Linked DNA regions of Homo sapiens: region 1 is linked to region 2. Evidence: read pairs that join two places in POLR2A ChIA-PET (ENCODE). Cell type or tissue: Panc1. All regions are shown on one strand. Region 1 overlaps GALNT11 (polypeptide N-acetylgalactosaminyltransferase 11). Region 2 overlaps GALNTL5 (polypeptide N-acetylgalactosaminyltransferase like 5).

Region 1 (5,000 bases), 82 kb before region 2:
CAGGCACAGAGAAGAGTGTCAGAGGAAATCCTACTGCTACTTAAGCCAAATATTTTTTTAAAGGAAAGCTTCCCAATTTGTTTTATGAAATGAACATAACATTGATTTCAAAGACCTGACAAAGACTGAACCTCCCCCACAAAAAGTCTCATTTATGAATATCAAGACAAACATCTTAAATACTAAACACAAATTTAACAATAAACGTCTAAAACATTTATGAGGAAAACAATAAGAAGCTCCAAAAGGTCCCAAAGGAAGACCTGAACTAATGGAAAGATGTACATGCCATATTCTTGGATAAAAAGACACAAAATCCTAATAAATACGTCATTTCTCCCTAAGTTAACTTGTAAGTGCTACACAATCATGTTAAATATATTATCAGGTTTTTTTTTCTGGAGCTAGACAAGTTAATTATAAAGTTCATTTGGAAAAGAATAAATAAGCAGGGAATAGCCAGGTAAACTTTGGAAAAAGAACTAGTGGGGTGTGAGCCCCACTGCAGAACAAGTGAACTCCAGGGCTTCTCTATCCAAACAGCGCAGCAGGGCCCACGCACAGACAGACAAACCAATGGGAAAAGAAGAGAAAAAAGACCCAATTACATTTAGAAATTTAGAAATCTAATATGTTTGCTATAAATAAATTTAGTATAAGCTTAGTATAAATAAAGAAAACATCACAAACCTGAGAGGAAATGAATGACTTTCAACTAAATGATGTCAGAACAACTGTTTAGCCATAAGGAAAAACAACAGAGTCTACTCCTCCCATCATTTATCCCGAAAACTGGATATTTAATTATAAAACATGACTCCATACAAGTACTAGAAGAGAATATGAGTAAATTCCTCTATTATCTGGGATTGGGCAAAATTTTTCTAGCTAGGACTAAAAAAGATCAGAATATAGGAAAAGAAACTGGATTACATAAAGACAAAAAACTTTGGATACTAAAAGACACCAAAAGAAAAGTAAAAAGACAAGTGACAAACTAGAAAAAATACTCACAATTGGTATCACAGACAAAAGAGTAATATCTCAGTGTTGGTTTTCTATTGCTATGTAATTACCACAATTACTGGGGGTCACCTTAGGGTCTGTGAGCCACAATCTCAAATAGAGATTCTAAAAATAAAGGACCAACAACCTTACAAACCATTCACAGAACAGAAACACAAATAGTTCTTAGCTATATGAAAAAATGCTCAAACCTGCTTATACTAAGAGAAGTGCAAATTTAAATTACATTGAAATATCATTTCCCACCCGATCAAACTGAAAAAATCCAAAAGCTTGACAACATATTCTGAGAGTGAGGCTGTAGGGAAGCTTTCATACATGTGTAAAAACCAAAGGAGAGTTTCCTCTTCAAAAACTTTCCTCCCCATCTAATTAGGAATAAATAGTAACTTCTCTTAGCAGCAAAATTTATTCAAAGACCTGTGCTAACATTCTTAAATATCTGCTAGCCATAATAAAGAAATCAATGTACTTTATGTTCTTAGCTCCCACACTTTAGCCTAAATATCTGCCCTGGCATGCTTTTACTAGTCCAAGCAAGCATTAGGTCATAGCCCGTTCCTCTTCCTTATTTGAAGGTTTTTACCTTTCTCAGCATTCCACAAGTTACTTCCTCTTTCCTTTGTTCTCCTCTGCCTTTGCCTCTTTTAAAAAGTTCTAAGTTGCTAGCCAATCGGGACAAATACAGAATGTGAGGTCCCGTTCCAGCCAATGGAAACCAGACACAGCAGTAGGGTGGATGCGTCAGGTTATAAATGACCCTGTCTCCTTTGTTCGGTGTACTCTCATGGCAAAACTGCTGGTAAGTGTACCCTTTCTGCAGAAAGTAAAAATGGCCTTGCTGAGGAAATTAATGTTCAAGTGCTATTTCTTTACAGCACCGAGGAACAAGCATTTCTAACACATGGTATACCTTCTATGCAGGTTCATTTAGCAATACCCAGCAAAAATACACTATCTACTCTTTGACTTAGTAATATTACTTCCAGTAATCTAAACCACAGATGGTAAAAATAGAAAACAATATATGCATAGGCCTATTCACTACAGGACTATTTATAATAGTAAAAGGCTAAAATAAATCCCATTGTCCATTAATAAGGGGCTGGTTGAACAAACTATGAACTATCCACACAATAGAGCAATACACAGCTATACAAAGGAAAATATTTTTATTAGTTGCTAATTACAGATTAATCTGTAAATTATGTTGTCAGGTGAAAAAAGATGAGAAAAGTATATATAGGATGCTACATGTAAGTACACACACACCTGCCTATATTATAAAACAAAGGATAAAAAGAGGAAAGACAAAGCATAATATTGGGTTGGTTTCTAGCATCCCCCATAAACCATTTTAAAAAAGCTGATACCCATAAGAAGAGGAAGAAAACATAGAGTGGTATGGGGTCAGGGCTGGAAGCTGACATCATCTTTGCAGGTGAAGAGTAGCCTTACACTACTATGCAATCCAGGAAACTAGAAAAATGTGTATACAAAAACATGCAAATAACAATTTAAGCACATACATATTTTAATCTGCACAAAAAGCAAACTTTTATTGTGACTGTTAGCATCTACTGTTGTTAATATTTAAAAACTGTTGTTAATATCTAAAATGCTTTGTGGCAAACTATTTAGGTCGCAAAGGACTAAAATCTCAGCTCACCCAATTTACATTCCGGCATCATCATCAGATTAGCCTGAGGGGTGTTTCTCAACAGCACAATACCGGGCTTTGAGGTAAGAAGGCTTCTTTTGAAATGCTTTTTGTAGTCGTCCTCTATTAACAGAGGTCATAGTCCACACCAGCTATAAAACTGTGCTCCATGAAGTAGTTAAATTACATAAAGGTCACTAAGACAATGCCTGTTATGCAATGTCACTCTACAGATGATGGCTTAATTCCACTAATCTTCCAGTCTAACCAATCTAACATTTTTCAGAAATCTTAATCTTTCAGAAATCTAAATCATTTCTGAATGATTTAATGAAAATCTTAAATAATCCTAAAGAAAAGGCTAATAAACTAGGAACACAGTAGAAGATCTACAGGCAAGGCTCCATTCAGGGTGCTGGCAATTAATGGGGTTTTTTTTGTTTGTTTTTTGGTTTTTCTGAATCAGAGTTTCGCTCTTGTCGCCCAGGCTGGAGTGCAGTGGCGAGATCTTGGCTCACTGCAACCTCTGCCTCCTGGGTTCAAGCGATTCTCCTGCCTCAGCCTCCTGAGTAGCTGGGATTACAGGGGCCCGCCACCAGGCCCGGCTAATATTTTGTGTTTTTTTTTTTTATTAGAGATGGGGTTTCGCCATGTTGGACAGGCTGGTCTTGAACTCCTGACCTCAGGTGATCCTCCTGCCCAGGCCTCCCAAAGTGCTGGGATTACAGGCGTGAGCCACTGTACCTGGCCCGCAATTAATGTTTTAATAGCTTTTGCTATTGTGCTAAAAGCTCAGAAAACACAGACAAGCAAAAAGGAAACTACTTAAAAATCACCAGAAGTCTCACCACTTTAATGTTTTGCTATATAATCTACTACTTATTTTCATCTTTCTACACTATCTACAAAATGCTATACTGCTTTTGGCAACTACCAAAAAATTAATAGACTCAGGTTAGTGGCATCATGGCTAATTTTCTTTGTTCTTTCTTTTATTTAAAACATTTTCTACAAGGAATATGTAGTGATTTAATAAATGAGGTAAAAAATTTCTTAGACAGAAACTCCCTAACTTGAAAATATAAGAACAACTATGGAAAAGATTAAATACTTTAAGGCTATGAAAGAAATAGGATACCATATTATTTTAACCTCACAAGCAAAGGGGATTTCCATAGCCACAAGCACCAAGAAAAATGAGCAGGTTTAAGCACACCGAAAGAATATTTTAATTCCATCAATTTGTCAAAAATATGAGAATAAAATTTGAGTACTGAACAAATGTTCTAAAAGCACAATTTGAAGAATAGTTTTTCCTCTATGAATCACTATCTAATCTGAAATTCTTAACCACCTTTTAATGTCCATCTTTTACCACAAGACTAATGAGAAAATTCTATTTCACAGGACAGCTTTCATTTTCTACCAGAATAAACTAATTTTCATAATATTTAATGCATTTAAAATGTATTTATTTACCTTTCAGTAGTTTCCAGCTATTTTCTTGTAAGATACTCTTGCATTACAAATTGTCAAACAGCAAATATTTATTAGCTTTTTCCATAAAAGAGGCACACTCATATTTTAACTCAGCTGTAGTCATGTGAGTACAAATATTAATTTACAACAGTACAGTACCCACATACCCCTGTGAAATTACCAGGTGATGACAACATAAAAATACACATTATTCTTTCCCATTCCTTATCTACCCAGAAAGCTAGAAGAAAACATAGCTACCAATAGTAGTTTATAATTACACATAAGGCGATTGCTGAATTAGGAAAGGTTCAGAGCAAATTCCAGACATCATATGCTCCCTGGGAATGATCCTCAGACATCCCTGATATTTATGAATCTCTTCTCTGTAAGACAATCGAAAAGAACATGAATGCATCAAATGTCTAACACTGTGTCTCAAATGCAGAAGAAAACCACAAGGTAATGCTGATGGGAGAAAGAAGCAAATTTAATCAAACACATAGAAAAGAAACTAAAAGGACAAACAACATGGCAAATACCTAGAAGAGCAAAACCTGGGACAGCTGATGAGCCAGTGAATAAGGGATGGTAGAGGCTGTTATTCTTCAACACTTTGAATGAATGCCCAAGTAAAAAGTAGCAGCTCTCGCTCACTATAGACCTGTGGAAGACAAGAAGGTAAAAGCTACCTCAGGTAAAAGCTAGCCTCAGGGAGCAAGCATGAGGTCAGTAGTTTCTACCTCCTAATTCTATGAGGTAGAAAAGAACAGTAAGGAAAACAAATAATATAAATTGAAATAAAATGACTATGGGCACATGCTACTGTGTCCAG
Region 2 (5,000 bases):
GTTTTGATCAGAAGACTTAATATGGCAATAACCCCCATACTAATCTACAGATTTAGTGCAATCCCTATTGCAATCCCAGCTGGCTCTTTTTAAAGAAATTGATCCTAAAAGTCATATGAAAAGGCAATGGACCTAGATTAGCCAAAATAATTTTGAAAAAGAAAAATAAGGTTGAAGGGCTTTCTGATTTCAAGGGTTACTACAAAGTGATAATAATCAAAACAGTGTGCCATTGGTGTAAGGATAGACACAGAAACCAGAAATAAACCATGTGTCTATGGTCAATTGATTTTTGACAAGGGCCAAGACAATTCAATGGAGAAAGTATAGTCTTTTCAATAAATTGTGCTGAGGCAACGGAATATCCACATGCAAAAGAATGAAGTTAGACCCCTACCTCATATCATACTAAAAATCAAATCAAATGGGTCATAGACCTAAGGTAAGAGCTAAAATTATAAAACTCAGAAGGAAACATAAGCATATATTTATGACCTTAGGTGAGGCAATGGTTTCTTAGATATGACACCAAAAATACAGGGGACATAAGAAAAAACATATACGTTGGAATTCATCAAAAGCAAAAACTTTTGTGCTTAAAAGACACAATCGAGAAAATGAAAAAAAAAAAATGGCTGGTGCGGTGGCTTATGCCTGTAATCCCAGCACTTTGGGAGGCTGAGGGGGGTGGATCACCTGAGGTCAGGAGTTCAAGACCAGCCTGGCCAACATAGCGAAACCCCGTCTCTATTAAAAATACAAAAAAAAAAAATTAGCCAGGTGTGGTGGTGGGTGCCTGTAATCCCAGCTACTTAGGAGGCTGAGGCAGGAGAATCACTTGACCCCAGGAGGCGGAGGTTGCAGTGAGCCAAGATCGTGCCACTGCACTCCAGCCTGGGTGACAGAGCAAGACTCTGTCAAAAAAAAAAAAAAGAAAGAAAAAAAAGAAAAGAAAAGAAAAAGAAACAAAGAAAGAGAAAAAAATCCACAAAATGGGGGAAAGTATTTCCAAATCATACATATACTAAAGGACTTGTATGAGAATATATAAATAATTCTTACAAGTTAGTAATAAAAAGACAACCTGATTTAAAATGCGCAAGAGATTTGAATAGACATCTTTGCAAAGACGTATAAATGGCTGATGAGCATGTGAAAAGATGTTCAACACCATTAGTCATCAGAAAAACGTTAATAAAAATCACAGTGAGGTATCCCTTTACATCCACTAGGACGGCAAGAATGAAAAAGACAGACAATAGCAAGTGTTGGGGAGGTGGTGGAGAAATTGAAACACTTGTCCAGTGCTGTTGGGAATGATGGGTGGGAGGGGAGGAGTACAGAGAACAGGAAAGTTCTCTCTTGCCTGAAGGGCACTCTCTGGGCTGAGTTCTCTGAGGGTGTGTGGCTGGCAATAGCAACTTTGAGGACCTCCCTTCTCATCCCTGGTGGTCTCTGGTCAGCAGTTCCCACAAACTGGGCAAGTGCATTCTATTCTGGTGACTCAATCTGTCTTCTCAGCTCCTTAAGATCCTGTGTTCTGTCTCCAGCTTCTCTGCTGAGGCCTGTCCATTCTTCTAGATAGTCCTACCGGACACCATCTAAGATGATCCCTATAGCTCTCTCTCCAACACTGCCAAAGCAAACTCTGCCATAAATACAGCTACTAATCTAAAAGCAAGTGTCCTTTGTTCTACAGCTGGTCACAGTCTTTTTATCCTTTTGATTTTCGGCAGAAAACTAACATTAGTTCACTTCTCCTCAATCCCAATATATTTCCAATTTTATTGTATTGATGTCTGAGAATGTGCTGAATTCATATCAAGTCTCTCTCACCAGGCTTTGAGCAGTAGCTTTCTCCAAAAATCTCCTTTAATCTCTAACAACATGACTCAATCTGGCTGAGCCATCTCATTGGTTCTCAGATCTCTATTTTGAAATATCTTTATCGTGGTCAGTCTAACAACTCACTTTGGAATATTACAGCTATGATTTTCATGCCTCAACCAAAACTGAGCTAACAAGAGTCCCATTTTTAACACATATGTTTTCATACTATTGGCAGCACACACACAGCTTTATACTTCACATTTTTCACCTAAAATAGCTTCTATAATATTACGTAACATTATTAGCATTTTAAAATCATGTCTGCTCATTTGATAGGTGAAAAATAACATCTGGTTCTCCTAAGAAGATGTACGAATGGCTAGCAAGCACACAAACAGATGCGAAACATCATGTCATTAGGAAAACACAAATCAAAACCAACGTGAAGAACCACTTCACTTCCACTAGGATGACGAGAACTTAAAAAATGAAAAATAAGTTTTGGCAGGGATATGGAGAAATTTGAACTCTTACACATTGCTGGTGGGAGTGTAAATGGTGCAGCCACTGAAGAAAAGAGCTTGGCAGCTCCTCAAAAAATTAAACCTGGAATTACCATAAGACCCAGCAATTCTATTCCTAGGAACATGCCCAAAAGAATTCAAACAAATGTATATATGTGCATGGTCACAGCAGTACTGTTGACAACAGCCAAAAGAGGGAAACAGCCCAAATGCCCATCAATGGATGAATGGAGAAACAAACTGTGGTGTATCACAGAATGGAATATTATTCAACCATAAAAAAGGAAGCACTGACACATCCACCATGTGGATGAACCTCAAAAATATACTAAGTGAAAGAAGCCCGACACAAAAAGTTACATATTGTATGATTCCGTTGATATGAAATATCTAGAAAGAGACAGAACACAGATAGGTGGTTGCCAGAGACTGGAGGGAAGGAAGCTGCTTAATGGCTAAAAGACTTTCTTTTCAGGTAATGAAAATGTTTTGGAGTTAGAGGTCATGGCTGTACAACATTGTGAAGGTGCGAAATGCTACTTAATTGTTCATTTTTAAATGATCAGTTTTATGTTAATCGTGCCTCAATTTTAAAAAATCTGGTTAATTTTTTTTTAATCGCTGGTGAGGTTGAATTTTCCACATGATTAGCCATTTGTAAATGAAATTGTCGTGTACTTTGCCTATCGGAGTAGTTTTGTTTTTTGTTTTTTTTTTTTTAGATAGAGTCTCGCTCTGTCACCCAGGCTGGAGTGCAGTAGCATGATCTCAGCTCACTGCAACATTCACCTCCTGGCTTCAAGCAATTGTCCTGCTTCAGCCTCCCAAGTAGCTGGGATTACAGGCACCTGCCAACATGTCCAGCTAATTTTTGTATTTTTAGTGGAGATGGGGTTTCACCGTGTTGGCCAGGCTGGTCTCAAACTTCTGACTTCAAATGATCTACCTGCCTCAGCCTTCCAAAGTGCTGGGATTATGGGCGTGAGCCACCATGCCCAGCTTGGAGTTGTATTTTTAATGGATTTTAAATGTACATTTTACATACTAAAAATATTAACTTTTAGTCCTGTTACATTTCCCCAGCCTACTGTTATTTAATTTTATTATTTTTTATTTGCAGCAATTTTACATTTTTTTGTTAAAAAAATAGACTTTTTTTTAGCACCTTTTCCATTGGTTTTAAGCTTTGAAATTTCTTTATTCATAAAACAGGCAAGTATTAATCTATGTTTTTATATTTTTAAATTATCCCTTAAGAAGTTTGATGATGATGATGTTTTTACAGAGACAGTCTCACTCTGTTGCCCAGGCTGGAGTGGAGTGGTGCTATTATAGCTCACTATAACCTCCAACTCCTGGACTCAAGCGATCCTCTTGCCTCAGCCTCCTGAGTAGCTTAGGACTACAGGTGTGCACCAACACACTCGCCTACTTTTTTTAATAAAAATTTTTGTAGAGATGGTGTCTCACTGTGTTGTCAGGCTGGTCTTAGAACTCCTGGCCTCAAGCAATCCTCTTGCCTTGGCCTCCTAAAGCGCTAGGATTACAAGCATGAGCCACCACACCTGGCTATGGTTTGATTTTTTAAAATAAAATTAACATTAATCCAGTTATAATTTATTTGGGTTATGGTATGAAATAAAGACCTAAAATTTTCCCAAATGGCTAATTGTTTAAGTGGCATTAAACAACAACTGCAACAAAAACATTTTAAAAGTCTTTTTTCCCATACAGATTTGTGGTATCTCTTTACTGTATACAGTGTACACTTGTACCCTTAATATTGAAAGATTTAAATATTTGCAACTTTGAGGATTCTAATGACCCAGAAAGACCATAAATGCAATATTAAAAATTGCAAAATAATTTAAAATTATACTTTATGCAAAATTAATATGGGGTATTACTGAATTTTGATTTAAGTTAAAAACGTGGGAACAGGCCACCTAGCACCTACATTTCAATGAGGTTTTATTTTCACTCATCATAAAATATTTAACAGGGGAAATTTACATCCTGTAAGGAGAGCAAAGTAGTAGTGAGGGTCCCTCTTCAGCTGATTTCTCTCCTTCACAGGAATATTTTGTGGAAACCTAAAGTTTGGTGCTAGGAAAGGACGGTTGCTCTACTTCTGCTGCCTTCGAGAGTTTCGGGAAGGACCGTGCTATTTATTGGTTTTAGAGATGGCCTATCATTCATGTGCTAGATGACCTATCAGACATTCATCAGATTCTCTTTAGTGCTTGTGATGAGTAAAGGGCGTGAGGTCAAGCCTGCCTGATAGAGGAATTCTTCCCCTACTTGCTTCCAAAGAGTATTTGTGGAAATATTCTAAACAATTCCATTGCTCCCTAAAGTTTGGAGTTGGGAGCTACGTCCTCCATCTTACCCTGTGTAGAAGCTTATTTTCTGCTCTCCTGTCGTAGTCTATTTGCACCATTTCTCTAGGGATTGTGGATTGCAACGTTTGTTAACTTGTTTTTTGAAAAGCAACAAATAGCGTATGTATCAATTTCACAGTATTTCCTGTTTTTCTCTGTTTTGTATTTATTTTCGTTCTTTGGTTAGTGTCCACATTTTCACCCTTAAACGTAACTCATTATATATAATTTATTTTACATCACATTAAAATTCTCAGTTTGGTCT

What was found. ChIA-PET counts read pairs that join two places held together with the same protein. Peaks named below come from ENCODE experiments on the same cell type or tissue, not always from the same donor. Only the 100,000 strongest peaks of a DNase experiment are listed, where the experiment ranks them.
Region 1: POLR2A ChIA-PET joins it to region 2 with 13 read pairs; 2 of 35 experiments call an interaction of 5 or more read pairs at or near these places.

What each region holds. Positions count from the first base shown.
Region 1 is chr7:152,079,116-152,084,115 of GRCh38, reverse strand. All of the region lies in intron 1 of GALNT11 (polypeptide N-acetylgalactosaminyltransferase 11), which reads right to left. Among named protein-coding and RNA genes, the nearest start is that of GALNT11, 56 kb to the right of the region's middle. RefSeq lists an enhancer at 1,864-2,858. In Panc1, no CTCF peak of the experiment used is centred here; no DNase peak of the experiment used is centred here; H3K27ac peaks cover 996 bases.
Region 2 is chr7:151,996,845-152,001,844 of GRCh38, reverse strand. The region is part of intron 5 of GALNTL5 (polypeptide N-acetylgalactosaminyltransferase like 5); the gene reads right to left. Among named protein-coding and RNA genes, the nearest start is that of GALNT11, 26 kb to the left of the region's middle. In Panc1, no CTCF peak of the experiment used is centred here; no DNase peak of the experiment used is centred here; H3K27me3 peaks cover 178 bases.